2 separate regions of the Homo sapiens genome follow, and region 1 is linked to region 2. A link is an interaction called in ENCODE POLR2A ChIA-PET data of the cell type or tissue named here. Cell type or tissue: MCF 10A. All regions are shown on one strand. Links, peaks and the distances in the headings refer to the core of each region. The heading gives the core; the rest is flanking DNA.

Region 1 (9,220 bases), core at 502-8,501, 110 kb before region 2:
TCAGAGGTGGTCTGAGAGCGGGTGACCAGAACAAGCCTGCCAGGCACAGAGAACAGCATGTGCAAAGGAGTAAGGGAGAGCCTAGTAGGTCTGGGACATGCCAGCAGTTCACTAGGCCTGGATAGAAAGTTTGAGCATGGGGAGAGGCCAGAGAAGGGGCTGGAGAAGGGATGGGCCCAGGTCACAGGGAGCAAAGTCCACTGGCCCAAGAAGCCAGGGCTTCATAGGGTCAGCAGTAGGGAGCCTGCCAGGGCTTTAAAGAGAGGAAAGACATGAGCAGCTTAGCATTTTAGAAAGTTCATTCGACTGAAAATGTGCAGAAAGCACAAACTAAAGCACAGACACAAAACAAGTTCAGAGGATGTGGCTGTCACCCAGGTGAGCAGTGATAGCTTGGACTTGGGGCCGGGGGGATGGAGATGAGGGGACAGTTGTAAGAAATATTTAGGAGGGAGTGAGAGAGGCTTGTGATGAACCAGCATGGGGGGGACAAGGGCCGGGCTGTTGTTAAGGATGAATACCAGGATTGTGGACAGCTTGGCTGAGTGAAGGGTGGCAGCAGGAATCCAGGGAGAGGCTGGTGTATTGGCCTTGGCCATGTACCTGGCTGGCTGTTAGGGATGTGGGTCTGGAGAGGGAGGTGCTGGCCTGGTGCTCTGGAGTAGTTTGAACCCAGATTTCAATGCTGCCTGGGGAGAGGAAGAGGCTGGGAGATGGAGTGGAGTGAGCAGAGTGGACAGTGCCCTTCCCTTTCTACTAAGCCAAACCTTAGCATGCTTCAAGATCCACTCACCCCTTCCCAACCCACACCTATGTGGGAGAGCATTCAACAAAGACTGTCGGGAAGAGGGGAACTTGCGTCAAGGAGGGCAGTAGATTAGGATGGTGGATGGCCTTGGATGTGGGGAGCAAGGGTGCAGAGGCAGGATTGCAGGCGGGAGACACATTTAAGAACTTAAGGGTCCTCCCTAGTTTGGGCCCAGTGTCAGCTCCATGGCCCACTGGGAGTCCTGGGAGCAATGACTGGATGCTTGGAATGACTCTTCCTTCTGGGGATGAACTCCAGTCTACTCCAGCACAGTGACCAGATGCTACAGGGGCATTCCCAACCCCCACAGAAGCTGTTATCCCAGGCACTGCCCAGTCCAACCCAGGGAGCCAGCATCTCCAGTCTCTTGTTTCTTTCCACAGCGGGGCCTCCAGGGGCTGAGTGCTGAGGCAGCAGGAGTAGGACAAGTCCAGAACAAGGAACCCCAAGCTGGGCGTCTTTTCCCACTCCCTTTCCTTTCCTTGGTGTTGAAGGTCGAATTTCACCTCCCTTCTCATTTCTCTCTTTGCATTTTGTAGGACACACACCACCTCATCCAGCCACAGTGGCCACAGTCCTCAGGTATCTGTCATCAGCTCTCAGCCCTTCTTTCTGAGGCACGCAAGAGTGGGCAGAAGCCCTTGGGACCCCCCTTTGCCTCCAAACCCCAGTGCATTCCCAGCTTTTTCTTGGTCTCCACACTCCAGTCCAAGCCTCTGTCCTGTCCCCAGAATTCCCTGAAGAAGGTCCAGGGAGAGGGCTGTGAGTTCTCTATAAGACCAGCAGATGCAGCTGGTTGATTGCCCTTGACTCTGCTGGTGGCGGGGACATTGCTGGTGACCAGCTGCTGGTGTTCCACTCTATCCCACGGGCTTGGCCCAGCCAGCCTCAGATACCAGCAGATGGCCCCATCCCCTCTGGGATGCCCTGCCCCATTCATCTGGCCCCCATTTCTGTTTCTGATATTCTGTCCCCCTTATCTCCCTTCTCAGACTGGACAGCCCCTGTGTACCTGGGATGCGGAGAGTGACCCAAGCCTCAATCCTGGCCAGTGAGACTGCCCATCGAGGTGGAAATCATCGTCTTAATTACCAAGGCTCCCTGGCCACCGGAGGAGACACGCAACACACAGCCTGCCTAATGCGCCAGCAGCCGAGTTGGGGAGGTCCCTGGGAAAAAGGCCTATGCTCCCCCAGCCATTCTCAGGGCCTAGAATGTTCTTTAGCACGAGAGAAGTGAAGGCTCAGGGGTCCAGTGGGGAGGGCCGGGTACCAGCCCAGAAGTAGGTCTAGCCAGGGAGGTGGAGTCCCCAAGAAACACCCTCAGGAGCCTGCTGAGTCACAATCATCCCTCACAGCACGAATGTCTCGCCTGCTCCCTGCACGCAGCTCACCTGGGACTCTCCTTCTGCCGGCAGGGTGAGGGGCCTTTGAAAGGCCTAAACCAGAAAGGCTGGAGGGGCTGAAGGCAGGAGCCAGCTGGCCCCAATCCTGTTCTCTCTGGAGCCCCTCAGTCCTTAGCCCAGCCCCCAGGTGTGTCTTGTCTCCTTCTTAGAGGCTCCAACGGCCAGAGCTCCCCACTCCCAACCTACCATCTTGTCCCAGAGATGGAAGACAACATGGGAGCGGCCCCTCACAGCCAGAGTACCTTCAAGACCATGTGGCACCACCAGACTGAAACCCAGGTCCGGTGGGCTCTGCCATCCCCATGCCAAGCAGAGGGAAGGAGGGGGTGGGAGGACAGAAGAAGGAGTGGGCGGGGTGAGTCTGTGGTGGTTTGGATTGAGATGAGCTGGACTTACGTGTGTGACAGCTTTTCCTCTGGTCCCAACCTTATACCTTTGGTTTTCCTGCTCTGGGCCACTGTAAAATGAGGATTGGGCATGAGATATGTGGTTTTCAAATGCTCCTCCCAGAGCCCTGGCACTCTATGGCGGAGAATCAGAGCCATTGCAGCTCTGGTCTTAGCGTTATACACCGACCATCACCCCTAAGGTTTCATTTGCAGAACCAGCCCACAGCCGAAGAACCTTTGGTCACCTCTGGGCAAGGTGACACCTGTGTCCTTCCTGGCCTGAACCTTCCAGAAATGGACAGCGCCATGTCTGCTGCTGGGGGAGAGGGGACAGACCCAGAAGGAGGAGCCAAAGGAACTTACTTTTTTTTTTTTTTTAAGACGGAGTTTTGCTCTTGTTGCTGAGGCTGGAGTGCAATGCCGTGATCTCGGCTCACTGCAAACTCCGCCTCCCAGGTTCAAGCGATTCTCCTGCCGCAAACTCCGCCTCCCAGGTTCAAGCGATTCTCCTGCCTCAGCCTCCTGAGTAGCTGGAATTACAGGCATGTGCCACCACACCTGGCTAATTTTGTATTTTTAGTAGAGACGGGGTTTCTCCATGTTGGTCAGGCTGGTCTCGAACTCCTGACCTCAGGTGATCCACCCACCTTGGCCTCCCAAAGTGCTGGGATTACAGGCGTGAGCCACTGTGCCTGGCAGGAACTTACTTTTTAAAACTTAGATTGAGTCCAAATACATATGTCCGAGACATGAAAGGATGAAACTGGCTATGGGACACGGGCTCAGAATGAGGAGACCCAGAGGAAAATGTGCACCCATGTTCACTGCTACATGCCTATGTGCACACATGTACACCGGCGCACACATGCACATGCACACACACACAGCTGCCCCTCACAGCCCTGTCTACATGGAAGGCACCAAGAGGCATTTCCATGCTTCTCCCTCTGAGCCCCAACCCACTCCCACTTACCACCTCTCTGGACTCCTCAAGTTGACCTAGCAGAGCTCTGTCAGGAGATGAGGAAAATGTCTCTGTTTTTCAAATATTTGGATCTTGCTAAAGACCAACACATTTTTTTAAGTGTGTATAATTTTAGGGCAATTTGATCCATATGTTTCTGATTCTCTTGCACTTAAATCATCAAAATATTGATTTTTAAGAGCCATTTGATGTCGAAGGAACCTTTTTAATAAGCTTTTAAAGCTCTTTAAACCCAGAGCCTGGAGCCAGGGCCAGAGCTCAGGCTGTCCGCTGGCCAGTCGCACCCTCCCCTCCCCTGGGTCAGGATTACTTGGAGCTGAGTCTCACTTCCCCTCTTCCTGGCCTCCCTGCCTCCCCAAGAACTACCCAGGGGTGCTGACAGAGGGGCCCAACCCCTTCTGTTCACAGACTTCTCTCATGCTTCTTCAAAGCATGCCTAAGACACAAACCAAGAGGAGCAGTCATGATCTTTACTTCTTAAAGGCTGCATAAAATTTAGTTGCATAAATGTGACATAATGTATTTAACCAACGCCTGTTGACGGATGTTTAGGTCATTTCCCGTGGTACACCTTTATGCACATTTCTGATTGTTTCGTTTGGATCCATTTCCAAAAGTAAAAATACTGCGTCAAAAAGTAGGCACAATTTATGTCTCTGCACTCATAAGTTGCCACGTTATTTTCTAAAAGAGTCCACCAATTCATACTTTCACAGTCTCCTCCCCACCTCCCCACTCCCACCCCACACTCTTGAGTGGAATTCTCGTTATTCCTATCCAAATGGTGCCATTCCATCTGCACATGTGGAAGCTCTCTAGCACAGCAGTTAAGAGGAGGCTCTGGAACAGAGAGCTTGGGTTTGAATTCCAGTTCTGCTGTTTCCTAATTGGGAAAGTTGCTTTTTCTGTCCTTGCCTCTGTTTTCTCATCTATAATTTGGGGGATAATAATGGCACCTACCACGTAAGTTTATTGTGAGGATTTAATGTGATCATCGATACAAACTTAAACTACTTGGAAAAGCGCCTGATGCACGGTTTGTGTTCAGTAAATGATAGCTAGTATTGTTATCCTTTATGCTTTTTTTTCCAACCTAGGATACTCTCTCTCTTTCCTTCCCTTCTGTCTGACCAACTGCCGCTCACACGTCAGGTGTCTGTTCGGATGCCCCGCCCTTGTTAGCGTTCCCACAACACCCACCCCTTTGATACACTGGCAACGCGTGCCATTACTCATCTTTACACTTAGTGTCTATCTTTCCTGCCACGCTGTCAGCTCCAAGAGGGCAGATTTGGGGTTTATCGAATTCCCAGAGCCTACTACCGTGCCTCACATGCTGCAGACACCCCATAATTATGTGTTGAATTGAGCAGAACTGAATCGAATGAACTGTGTCAGCTAGGGGTCACTTTTGACCCATAATTTCCAAAAATTCTATTCACCCACAAAGGACAGAGATTTGCATCTTGAGGATAATCAAAAGAATGTGTTGAGGTTCAAAAGGTGAGTCCCCAAGATGAGTCCACAAATGTTTAAGGAGATGGCAGCATCACTGGTGGCACCTCTGTGGCCAGTGTGGGTGGATGACCCTGTTCTGCAGGGAAAGTCCTGCTGACACCAACCATGAGCAAGGCCAGTCCCGTGAGCGAAAGCCTACCTCATTATTCATCTTCGATTTGTTCTTTCACTTTCAGATACTTTTTCCTTGTCTTTCCAACAGAGAAAGGACTGTGCCTCTTCCTTTTGTGGCCCTGTGCTAGACACCGTGCTGGGTATTTGCCAAATGAGGCATGAACGGTGCTCCTCCTTCTCGTGACGTGTAAGTCTTGGAGAACAGCCACAATTCTGCGGATGATTAGGAAGTGCCTTCCTGTCACACTCACTGCTCCACACTGGAGAAGCTCATCACTGCACACCCCGCCTCACAGGGCAGTCTGGAGATTGCTGCTGTTGCGATTCATGGCCCTTGGGTTCCCCAGAAGCTCACTAGAGCCTGGACATCCCAGAGGAAGGCCTCAAGCTCCAGACAGGGTCTGAATTCCAGGAGACGAGGCAGAGAGAGCCCCTCATTTCTCTCCTTTAGCCCCCAGTGACTCCGTCCCATACTCACAGGGGAGCCCAGTTCTGCCCAAAAAGTCCCATTTCAATTCGAATGAATTCAACTCAATCTCAACGATACTAGCATTGTGCAAGCCAGAGCTGGGGAGCTGGGCACACAGACACATGAAATAGGCTGTTATCAAGGTACAGGGTAAGAAGTGTTCTTAGGGAATTACAGTGACCCCTACCCCAGCAAACACCAATTTCTCGTGCTTTCATCTCCTATGCCACTTTCTGTCCATAGGGTTCATTATGGAAGAGACTATGTACTGTTCACTATCACAAGTTCATTGTTCATGGGGGTGAGTGTGCATGTGTGTTTCTGTGTGTGTTTTCATGTATGCATACGTGTGTGTGTGTGTGTGTATGTGTGTGTGTGTTTAGGATTTAAGTTCCTGGAGGGCAAAGATCATATGGTGAGTTTCCCTGACTCTTCCACAGATCTTACACAAGGCTAGGCATAAAGCTGCTCTTCAATAAACACATCAATTAATGAACGAATGAACACTGAACCCTAAACTCCCCCGTTCAGGCTGAGATCTGGGAAGAGGGTGAGCCTGGGCGTCAGGGGTGGTGCATTTGAAATGTGGTGGGTCCTAGGGGACATGAGAAGGTCTTGCTCTCTCTCTCTCTGGTCCTCAGTGTCAATCACTGTGCAGCAAAGGAGTCGAATTAGATGATCTCTAGGGTTCGCTCAGGCTCTGGAAACACTCTGTCTCCCTCCCGAAACTTGGTCTGTTCCCAATTGCCCTCCCTACTCAGCCCCTCCAGATGCAGTGCTCATGAGACTCACAAAGGCCCCCAATCTAGCTGGGGGAGGACCTTTTGTTCCCCTGCCTCATGGGGCTCAGGGCTATTTTGTCAAAATTCTCCAGGAAAAGAGAAAAAGAGCCGAGGCTTTCGTTAAAGCCCAGTGGGCAGGTCTCTCTGAGGACAGGGATTAAGTTTGTCTCTGTTGATCTCCCCTCCAGTCAACGCTGCTGTCTGGGAACCAGCTTCGGATTTTCTAGGGTTTATCCTCCCTCATATGTTTCCATTACCTTTGCATTACCCTTGCACCATTTTTAGCATTCCCTTTGGAGTACCTTTGCAAAGTAGAATAGATCTCAAAAGAACAAAGCAAATTTTGGTCCAGGCTCGTTCTAAATGAATTCCTTCTTCCTTCAACAATCCCATCTTAGGAAAGAATAGAGACCCTCCTGACTCCCAGGCCTGGGCATTTCTGCCAGACCCTCCCACCAGACCTAAAAGACCATCGCTACTGGAGAGGAAGGGGGGACAGTCTTGAAGGGCCCCAGCTTCCCTTCATCACAGCCCAGGACAATTTCAGGCTCTGATGGAGCTGATGGTGATGGGTTTGTGGATTGACCTTTTAGAGGATTATCTGGATTTGGAAGGGTCACTTAAGGGTCAGTAAGTCTGGGAGGACCAAGCCTAATTCCAAAGACAAGAGGTGGGCAGAAGGGTCTCTGTCTCCCAGTGACCCTTTCTTTCTTGGAACTGTTTGTCTACCCAGGGAAAGAGGTCTATGCCTCAGAAGGTTCTTACTCCGCACCTCAAGCAATCTGCTTTGGGCTATGAGTTTTCATTTCTACTGGGAATATGAGGTTTTTGTAGACAGTAGATGATGCTTTTGAGTAATCTGTGTGGTTTTTAAAATGCAGGTTAAAATCCTAATGTTCTGAAATGGGAGAAACACTGATAAGTTAAAAATAACTCTTTGGAGGCCGGGCGCAGTGGCTCACACCTGTAATCCCAGCACTTCGGGACGCCAGGGCGGGCAGATCACGAGGTCAGGAGATCGAGAACATCCTGGCTAACACAGTGAAACCCCATCTCTACTAAAAATACAAAAACTTAGCTGGGCATGGTGGCGGGCACCTGTAGTCCCAGCTACTTGGGAGGCTGAGGCAGGAGAATGGCGTAAACCCGGGAGGTGGAGGTTGCGATGAGCTGAGATTGCTCCACTGTGCCCCAGCCTGGGCGACAGCGAGACTCCATCTCAAAAATAAATAAATAAAAATAAAAATAACTCTTTGGGGTTCATAACCAGTTAGAGATTTTAGGTTGTTGATTGATTAGGGGAATGTTGATAACAAGATTGGCCTATTGTATGAATCTCTTACAGTATTTGGCTGTATCTGCTTCTAACAGGGCAGAGTGTAGGATCAGAGATGATATTCCTAGATATTTGCATAAGTCTGTTACAACTCATAAGGAGAGAGCTGATGAATTCCCAAAGGTGTTGATTTTACTGTCACCAAGATTGAGGGCAGGACTTTGGACCCAGGAAATTCAAGTGCTTTAGAAAGTTGGCTAACTTTAACTTGAGAATTCTATTTATCCTTTCTGTTTTGTCTGAAGATGGGGAGGCGGTATAGACAGAGGAAATTTTGAGTAAACATGAATATCTTGCAGAGCTCTTTAATGACCATCTCAGTAAAATAAAGATACTTATCCCTGGATCAGTAGATTGGGACTTCCCTAGTAGGAAATACAAAGTTTAATGGCTTTGTTTTTTATGCTCTTCAACAAAGAAAGGCTTCAACACATTTGAAAATAAACAGGCAAACAAAAACAGAAACTAGAGAACATGTTCATATTTCATCACAGAGGATAATTGTATAAAATTCATTTGGAGGTTCCCAAATGGGCCTTGAGGTCTTGATTCTCATCCATGCCCCACCTTTACTGTTTTGCCAAAATTTTGTTGCTTGTAGGTGAGGTGCCCTAGACAGGGCTCAGAAAACTATAGGCCACAGGCCAATTCTGAGCCGTAGTGTTTTTCTGTAAATAAAGTTTTGTTGGAACGCAGCCATGCCCATCTGTTTATGTACCGTCTATTGCTGCTTTTACACCATAACGGCAGAGTTCAATAGTTTGCTACAGAGATCATATGCCGCCAAACGCCTAAAGTGTTGACTAAACTCGCCCTTTACAGAAAAGGTTTATCAACCTCGGGTATAAGATATCTCTAAGATGGACAATTTTGGTCATATTACAAGTTCCTTAATGTGGCCACTGTGATTCCCGACTGTTCTCAGGGGAGTTGTGCTGTTTTGTAGGATATGCTCGAGAATTTGTGTTACAATGAGACTCGTTCAATGTGGGCATCCAGACTGTGGAGGGGTGGACTTGGACTGAGATGACCCCATGCAAGTTGGTAACAGCCAAGTGTGTTTCTTCTGTACCTCCTGTCTTGGGCTCCCAACAAGAGAGGTTGGCTACCTTCACCTGCTGTTCTCAGCAAAATGAGTTTTTGGAGATTCTGTCTCCCAAATTAACTCTCAGGAAAACAAAGTCAGGATGAAGGGAAAATAGAGTTTGTAACATTTTCAGATGGTGACCCAAGGTAAAGCTCATCTTCTGAAGGCCACCAGCCTAGCAAGACCTGAAACTTGTCATCCTTGGGGCTGGTTTGGGCCATGGACTTATTGATACTCATCTGTTGACAATTCTGTGATAATTTCCCCCTGTAGACAAATGAAGTTCATGATAAAACAGAAGATATAAGTGAGGTTAGATGAATAACA
Region 2 (9,220 bases), core at 854-8,853:
AGTGATCCGTTAAATAAGTTCTTCCCGGAAGCTGGAACAGGATGTAAAGGTAAATGCATGGTTTGTGCAGGGTGGGGATGATTTTTCCCCCCTAAATTGAAAGGGGTTAATTCCTGGTAACAAATAAATTGTGGACTCATGCACAGCGTCTTCTCAAATCCCGTAGCATTTGCAGAATCTGCCCTTCCTCTGGAGTCTCTCAGGCAGAGCCCACCTGGTGAACCACAAGCAGCAGAGTTGGCCCTCGGTGGTCCAGCGTCCCCTCCCACTAGCCCCATTCATGGATCTACTCCTTTATTGGTTCCACAGATACTGACTGATCCCCGACTGCATGTAAGGGGAAGTCAGCCCCTCATAAAGTGAACCTAAATTGCTTAGCCCCCAAGAATATTTGTTCTCTAATGAGCCTAGTGTGGGTAAGGCTGCACCTGGTGAAGGGGGCAGGGTCAGAAACTCCGCTGCTGGAGATCTTTTCCAGCAAGGAAAAGTCTCCTGGGACCTGAAAGGCACTTAACCTCACCCAGACTGCCGCTAAAGAACAATGAACTTAGGAGTCTTCGCTGTGGTCCTCTTAAGTTTGTAAGAGACTGTAATAAGTCTCTTACTCTCTCCGGGCCTCAGTTTCCTCATCTATAAATTGAAGAATCTAGACCAGATAAGAGGTCTCCAGCCTGGCTTGACTAGTGGAGGACCCCTTTTACCATGTATACTCTTGCCAACACCTTGGAAGTATTTTATCATGCAATAATTTGTGTATGATGTGTAATAGAGAAGGGATTGTTAAATAAAACTTATTTTAGATCCATGTATAACTTTAAAACAGTAATACCGGCTGGGCACTTTGGCTCACACCTGTAATCCCAGCACTTTGGGAGGCCAAGGCAGGTGAATCACTTGAGGCCAGGAGTTTGAGACCAGCCTGACCAACATGGCGAAACCTCCTGTGGGTTGCAGTGAGCTGAGATCACACTACTGCACTTCAGCCTGGGCGACAGAGAGAGACCCTGTCTCAGTAAATACATAAATACAGCAGTAATATCTATATTATTAAAAGACTAGTTTCAACCTTTTCACATTTTCCAAGTAATGCAAAATGTTTAATTATGTAAGGGGAAAGCATGCTTTGTTAACAAATATCTTTTAAAATAACATATATCTGGTATTGGGACAAATGTATATTAAAATGTATGAAACTTAATGACTCATTGTAGCATCAAAAATAGACAAAAACTGCTTTCCTAAATGAATGTTTGGAATTCATGCCTTTTGCATTTTTTTTAAAAAACTGGTTTATTTTTATTACTTTCATTTTTTGTGTCTAAATGATGAGATAAAACAGAAGGGTTCAGACTGCTGTATGCAAGTGACATTCTGCAAATAGCATGATGTGGGTATGGCTGGTCTTCATTTCTAATAATGAGAGGCCAAATCAGATCTAATGGTCACTATATTTTCTCTATGACTTTGGTTTCAGATATACAAGAGACACCGTGATGAGCCATATAAACAGTTTGATGGGCTGAATGCAATTTGTAGGTCTAGTGAATGAAAATCGTCTTGGTTCAAAATTGTAGAATTCTCATTTTATGGTCCTCATTTACTTTATTCCAGCAAATGTTTTATATTTTCTATTTTTAGCCAGCATTTCATTATGGGTATATATTAAGCAGCATATGACTTTTAAAAATATTGCTGTAGAGTAGGCAAAGCCCACATGAGAAGCCACCCAAGCAGCTGTCACATGAACGCATATCTGGTGTTCAAGGAATGAATGCTTCATGTACCGGTGAGCACGCATTCAGAGGCTTCCAAAGTGATTCCATTTTAATGGGTAGCGGGGGATCTTAAAGGATTATTTTAATTGTTATTTTTCCAAATGGAAATGTAAAAGATGCCACTGCCACGTGCAACACTGTGGACCTTCCTGAATGCCTTTCAGAACCCCCTCCATTTGTCAGTGTCTGAGGTCCCCTCCTGTCCTGATAGTCCATGATGCTCACCAGCATCCCCGGGGAAAATGACCCCTTATTTTCCCTTAGGAGGAGAAAGAGGTGTAGGTCTCAAGGCCCATGCTCTAGGGAGGTGTGCTGCAGATTTGAACCAATTACACAGAGAGTGGAACATATGATAATTTGAGGGATCCCATCAAATTGCCTGGATTGACACCGAAATGAAGAAGTGGTGAGAGCCTGTCAGATGAGAAAAATTTTAAAGATTGGTAATGTCCAGTGTTGATGAGAGTGTGGGGAAATGGATAGTCTTTAGTTGGTTTTGTTTTTAAGATAGTTTATCAGAATCTGTCAGTGTTTTAAATGCATGTATCTTTTGATCCAGCAGTTTCTATAAGATTCTCTCTTACAGATATACCCATACTTGTGGACAAATATACCATATTTCATCAAATCTAAAACACTCTAAATTGTAAAATGTGCTATTATTTTATGTACCATTAAGAAAACAAAACCTACCGTTTTAACTATGACACAGTCCTTTCATATCACTTAGAATTGCGTCTTATACTCATTAAGATCACTCCTAGCTGGGCGTGGTGAGTCACACCTGTAATTCCAGCACTTTGGGAGGCCGAGGTGGGCAGATCACGAGGTCAGGAGATCGAGACCATCCTGCCTAACATGGTGAAACCCCGTCTCTACTAAAAATACAAAAAATTAGCCAGGCGTGGTGGTGGGTGCCTATAATCCCAGCTACTTGGGAGGCTGAGGCAGGAGAATGGTGTGAACCCGGGAGGCGGAGGTTGCAGTGAGCCGAGATCACGCCACTGCACTCCAGCCTGGGCGACAGAGCGAGACTCCATCTCAAAAAAAAAAAAAAAAAAAAAAAAAAAAAAAAAAAAAAAAAAAAAACGATCCTATGGATGACTCGATGTATTTTTAATCATATGTTCCTCTGGAGAGCCATTGCTTTCTGCTCACCTTTTCAGCCTCATAGTTTCTGTCACTGACAAACACTTCAAGGAGGACAGCAGCTCAGGGTGCTGAGCCCCCCTGAATGCACTTCTCTTCTCCATGAAATTTTGGCCCCTTAGCCCTTAGGCTGCCTTGGTGGCTCATTGTTGCATTCAGACAGATTGGGGGTAGGGTGGGGTATTTACAGAATTTCTAGCTACTAGCAGTGGGAAGGTTAGTTTCATGGAAGCTGATGCATCTGTAGATAATGTGACCACATAATTTATCCTCCAAACAGGGACATTTCTGAGAGTCAAAAGGAGCACTGTTAATAATACTGGACCAACAAGCATGAATTGTGCCGTCCCGGACAATTTGGAACATATGGTCACCCTAATCCTAGCTCCCTTTTGTGTTACCATAAATATATAAACCATAATTAGGGAAAACTCCTTGTTAAACGTCTCTATAAGAACATGGATGGGGTGTGTACCAGTCCATTTCGTACTGCTCTACTCCAAATTCGCCCTTCTTGGCCCTGCTTTGTGATCTTGGAGCTGGACCCTGAAAGTATTTGTCTTGTCAGCTGGTGCCACTGTTAGGTCTTGTCAGTAGAAAGTGCTAGAAGAACACTAGAAGGGACTTCTCTTCCTAGCTCAGTGCTTTTCTTCTGGCTCCTACAGCACAGCTGCCAGTGGGCGGCTTCCCGGTGAGATTTTGCCAGCACCCGACAGAGTTTCCTGCTTGCCATCCTCAGCCTGCAGCACCTCAGCAAACTCCTCCACCATCCGCAGGCCCCGGAGCCACCCTCACCAGTGAACTCTGAATCTCAGCCTTGGAGGGGAGGGAGAGTTTGTTGCTTCCTTGGGTTCCCTATGTCAGCCCTAGAGGTAGTGGCTGCTCCCTTTGTTATTCCTGAATTATCTAGAGTTCCATTTACCCTTCTTCGTAATGAATCCTCCTTTACTAGTTAATAATTTTTTACATTAAATTTTCCCTATTCAAACTACTGGTGTGTCTGAATCCTGACTGATAGGATGCATTAATTATTTCTTTTCACTTGTTGGAGAACAACAGCCTTCAAAGAACATGGAGAACATGGTGGTTGGTGGGTAAAAATAATACACTTACATAGTACTTATCATGTGCTACGCACCAACTCCAAGAACTTGACACCCTATGAAGCAATTTCATCCTCACAGCAACCCCATGAAGCAAGTAGCATTCTCATTTCCTTTCACCAATGAGGAACGTGCAGCACAGTGAGGTCGTGCAGTTTACCAAAACAAGTGGTAAAGCTAAGATTCAAATACAGATTGTGCAACTGAAGATCCATGCCCTCAAACTGTATGGAGTAGATGGCTCATTTTGCAACTTGGAGAACAGTGAGCATGCCTGGCCTTGACAACTCTGTGCCTCTCAGGGTCACCCCCAAGAGAGGCTCTTGTCAGGCTCACAGAAGCCTGTGTATTGGTGGCCAAAGCATTCCAACTTGAAACATGGGAAAGAAAGACCAGTTAGAATTCTGACCCCTAGAGAGGTGAAAACCATGACCCAGGCATGCTGGGCGCCTCTGTGCCTAGATTCCCCTCTGCTGAGGAATGGGGAGGGTTCCTCTGTCAATCCTGGCAAGGGATGGACCCAAACCTATGGGACCAGATAGAGGTCTCGGAGGCCACAGCACAGATGATGACTTTCCTGTGAGAGGACAAAGGAAGAGTTTCAACAGAGCCCGCCAGGGAGCTCTAGGGTTTCAGTAACACTCAAGGTGTTCCTTAGGTCAAAATTTTTGGGTGAGTGGGAAAGCCCACCTTGTGGGGAAGAAGAAAGACAAGAAACTGGAGTAAAACAATCTACATCCATGTTTCTGCTCAACCAACTGGTTGAGTGACTTCAATAGTTGTCCATTGATCATATATACCACAGTTGGCTGAGCCATTCTCCTATTGATGGACATCCTAGGCTCTTTCCTATGTGGGGCTTTTACAAGCTTCTAGGAGCATATGTGTACAAGTATTTTTATTTTTATTTCTCTTGGATAAATACAGAAATGGAATTGCTGGGTTGTAAGGTATGTTTCTGTATAGTTTCTTTGTTTTTAGCATTTTTATTGTGGCAAATTACACATAACATAAAATTTACCATTTTAACTGTTTTTAAATTGTACAATCCAGTGGCATTTAGTACATTATGACGCCCGGCTAATTTTTTTATATCTCCTGACCTCAAGTGATTTGCCCGCTTCAGCCTCCTAAAGTGCTGGGATTACAGGCGTGAGCCACCACACCTGGCTATTTTTTTCTTTTTATAGTGGTAAAATATACAGAACATAAAATTTACCATTTTAACCCTTTTTAAGTGTGTGATTCAGTGGCATTAAATACATTTACGTTGTTGTACAACCATCTCCACTATTCATCTCCGCAACTTTTTTCTCATCTCAACTGAAACCCCATACCCATTAAACAATAACTCTCCATTACCTCCTCCCCCGAGCCCAGTAACCACTATTTTACCTTCTATCTCTACAAATTTGACTATTCTGAGTATTCATAAAAGTGGAATCATACAATATTTGTCCTTTGTGCATGGTTTGTTTCACTTAGCGTAATATTTTTAAGGCTTATTTATGTTGTAACATCTATCAAAACTTCATTTCTTCTTAAGGCTGAATAATATTTCATTATATGTGATACTACGTTTGGTTTATACATTCATCTGTCAATAGACGCTGGGTTGTTTTCATCTTTTAGTTATTGTGACTAATGTTACTACTAACATCGGTGTACAAATATCTGTTTGAGTCCCTGCTTTCAGTTCTCTTGGGTGTATCTCTAAAAGTGGAATTCCTGGAAGATACAGTTAATTCTATGTTCAATTTTTTTGATAAGCCACCATACAGTTTTCCACAGCAGCTGTGCCATTTTTACATTCTCACTAAAAATACACAAGAGTTCCACATCTTCACCAACACTTGCCATTTTATGTTTTGGTTTGTTGTGGTTGCTGTTGTTTTTATAATAGCCATCCTAATGAAATGAAGCACTATCTCACTGTAGTTTTGATTTGCGCATCCCTAATCATTAGTGATGTGAGCATCTTTTTATGGGTTTATCAGCCATTTATATATCTCCTTTGGAGGAATGTCTGTCAAGTCCTTTGCCTATTTTTTAAATTCTGTTGCTTGTTTTTTTTGTTGTTGAGTTTGGGGAGTTGTTTTATATTCTGGCTATTAACCCGTTATCAGATACATGGTTTGCAAATATTTTCTCCCATTTTGTAGCTTGCCTTTTCACTCTCTTGATAGTGTCCTTTGATGCACAAAAGTTTTTAATTTTGATAAAGGTCCTATGTTTGGTGGTTGTTTGGGGCTTTGTTTTTGAGACAGGGTCTATCTCTGTTGCCCAGATTGGAGTGCAATGATGCCATCATAGCCCACTGCAACCTCAGACTCCCGGGCTCATGCAATCCTCCTGCCTGAGCCTCCCCAGTAGATGGGACTATAGGCACACGCCACCACTGTCTGCGAACTTTTTTTTTTAAATTAGAAATGAGGTCTTGCCATGTTTCCCAGGCTTGTCGTGAACTACTGGCCTCAAGGGATTTTCCCACCTCAGCCTCCCAAAACACTGGGATTACGGACATGAGCCCCAGAACCCGACCCCTATGTTTAGTTTTATAAGAAACTATGGAACTCTTTTTTTTCAAATTAGTTGTGCCACCTTATACTCCCACCAGTAATGTTGAGAGTTCCAGTTGCTTGACATCCTCACCAATGCTTCATATTGTCAGTCTTTAATTTTAGCCATTCTACCGGGTGTGTAATAGTATCTCATTGTATATTTAATTTGCATGTTAATTTGCATTTATACAATGCAAATTAATTTGCATATATTTAATTTGAGCATGTCATTAATTGCTCAACTAATGATGTTAAGCAATATTTTGTGTGTGCTTATTGGTCATCTGTGTATCTTTATAAAATGGTTGCTCAAACCTTTTGCCCATTGTTTTGTTGTTTTTTGTTTGTCTTCTTTTTTGTTTTTGGGTTTTGGTCTTTTTTTTTAATTAAGTTGTAGGAGTGGCTAAATGCCTCGGGTAAGTCATTGATTTTCTGTTTCTTTATCTGTAGGTAGCAAGTATGAATTCCTCCATGACATCTGGGCTACAAGAAATGCCAAGCTTGGCCACTGCTCACAGTACCCGGGACTCATAAGAATCCATGCATGCCTTCTCCCATCTAAGACATGCGGGATCCATGCCAGGAAGAATGAGGCACATGCCAGAGGATATGGGGGCTGGGAGGAGGGCACTAACCCAGAGTGATTTGAAATGAGGTAGCATTCAATGGCCCCTGGCAAAAAAGAGAAAGAAGACGAGGGAGCTGAAAAATGTCTTCATGGAGAAAGGAGGGAGGGAAGACAGGGAGGGAGGGGTGGTCCAACTGGCCCTGGAGCAGGGGAAAATGGAAATGTAGCAGATATATAAGCTAAACTGAAATCTCAGCACAGAGCTGGCCTATGAATTTCTCCCAGAGGGACCTTCTGCCTGTGGGGTAAAAGGGAGCATAAACTTCCAGTTCTGTTTGCAGAGAGCCCTGAGGAACTGACACTGACCACAGCCAGATGAGAGGCCTTCTCCTCAGCTGCCAAATTCTGCTCTGCACTGCCCAACAGTGTCTTAGCTAGGGTAGCTGGCTCCATCCCAGGGCCAACAGCCAATTTCGATTACATTAAGGAGGCAGTGTATTGGGGGACCAACAAGTTTTATTGTTTGATACCCTGATCTTAGAACCTAACCCTCCCAGAGGTGCAAATCACAACCATAAACAAATGTATCGTAATAGAGAATTAAGCTTATAAAGATACATCAGTCAGGGGACAGAAACTATACCAATTATTTAACAGAGACAATGTAATACAGAGAACTGTTAACTAGGTTTATGGTTATTAACTAGATAACTGAAAAGTCAAAAAAACAAATCTGCAGTATCACTTAAGTTAGTAACTGCAAGAAGCAGCTACCCACTCGGGCTGAGAGAACAAAGGAAGAAGTTGAACCACTAAAGCTTAGAAGTTGGAGGAAGAGCCCTCTGCATAATTGAAACTCAGACTTCTGAGGAAAGGCTCCAGCATCTGCACTGGCATCTCTGCTGTGGTCACTTTAAAGCTGGTTCTGCAGGTATTGGGAAAACCACAGGGTGGGTTTGGAAACTGCTAAGGGAGCCAGGGCTTAGTGGCTCACGCCTGTAATCCCAACACTTTGAGAAGCCAAGGTGGGAAGATCGCTTGAGCCAAGGACTTTGAGAGCAGCTTGGGCAGCATATCGAGGACCTATCTCTACAAAAAATTTAAAAATGAATCCAGTGTGGTGATGCGCACCTGTAGTCCCAGCTGCTTGGGAGGCTGAGGCAGGAGGATCACTTGAGCTCAGGAGTTCAGGGTTGCAGTGAGCTGTCATCACACCACTGCACTCCAGCCTGGAGCAACAGAGTGAGACAGCTCCAGAGTGAGACCCCCGTCCCTACCACTACTACTGCTAATAATAATAATAGTGCCAAGCTTGTGAAACCGGGTCCAAATGGAAAGTGATAAGTACTCAACTATCTCCCTCAGTGGGTGTGAATAAGGACACTTCCAGCCTCATCCCTTGGCCACTCAAGGAACCAGCCTCGGGATGAAGCTAATGCTATGGGTAGCAGATGGGAGGGATGGAAAGAACCAGGGTCCATGATGGCGATGCTGAGTCACGGGCTCACTCTCCTCTGGGTATCCAGTTGTGTAAGCCTTCTGTCTTTCTGTTGATTACAGCATTGTTTAACTAAGGCCTCTGCTACTTTGCAGCCACAAGCATCTTGATAGATTAGGAAAGCAAAAAAGAGGATAAAAAAGAAACCAGGAAAAGGGATGTGTGGTAGATGAAATAATCCTTCTTGGTTCTTTTCAAAAATCTCCTGTCCTGATCCCCGGAATCTGAGTATGTCACCTTACAAAACAAAAGGGGATGTTGCAGATGTGATTAAGTAGTTCGATGAAGAGATTATCCTGGATTATCTGGGTAGGCCCAATGTAATCACAAGGATTAGTTACAGAGGAAATGTGACAACAAAAAAAGAGAATGAAATGATGTGTTTTAATGAAGAAGGAAGGCACCCTGTGAGCCAAGGAATGCAGGTGGCTTCTAGAAGGTGGAAAAGGCAAGAGAACAGATTTTCTTCTAGAGTTCTCAGAAATAATGCAGCTCTGACAATACCTTGATTTAGCCTATAAGACCCATTCAGACTTCTGACCTTCAAAACTATAAGACAATACATT

What was found. Peaks named below come from ENCODE experiments on the same cell type or tissue, not always from the same donor. Only the 100,000 strongest peaks of a DNase experiment are listed, where the experiment ranks them.
Region 1: POLR2A ChIA-PET joins it to region 2 with 5 read pairs; 3 of 35 experiments call an interaction of 5 or more read pairs at or near these places.

What each region holds. Positions count from the first base shown.
Region 1 is chr2:42,913,804-42,923,023 of GRCh38, reverse strand. It overlaps LOC105374568 (a long non-coding RNA gene), which reads left to right. Exons shown (of 3, transcript XR_940014.3): 1 at 1-378; 2 at 1,348-1,390; 3 at 1,801-6,184. Among named protein-coding and RNA genes, the nearest start is that of TRI-TAT2-1, 110 kb to the right of the region's middle. In MCF 10A, for the core only: no CTCF peak of the experiment used is centred there; a DNase peak (open chromatin) is centred at 5,383.
Region 2 is chr2:42,799,517-42,808,736 of GRCh38, reverse strand. No RefSeq gene overlaps it. Among named protein-coding and RNA genes, the nearest start is that of TRI-TAT2-1, 6.4 kb to the left of the region's middle. In MCF 10A, for the core only: no CTCF peak of the experiment used is centred there; a DNase peak (open chromatin) is centred at 4,156.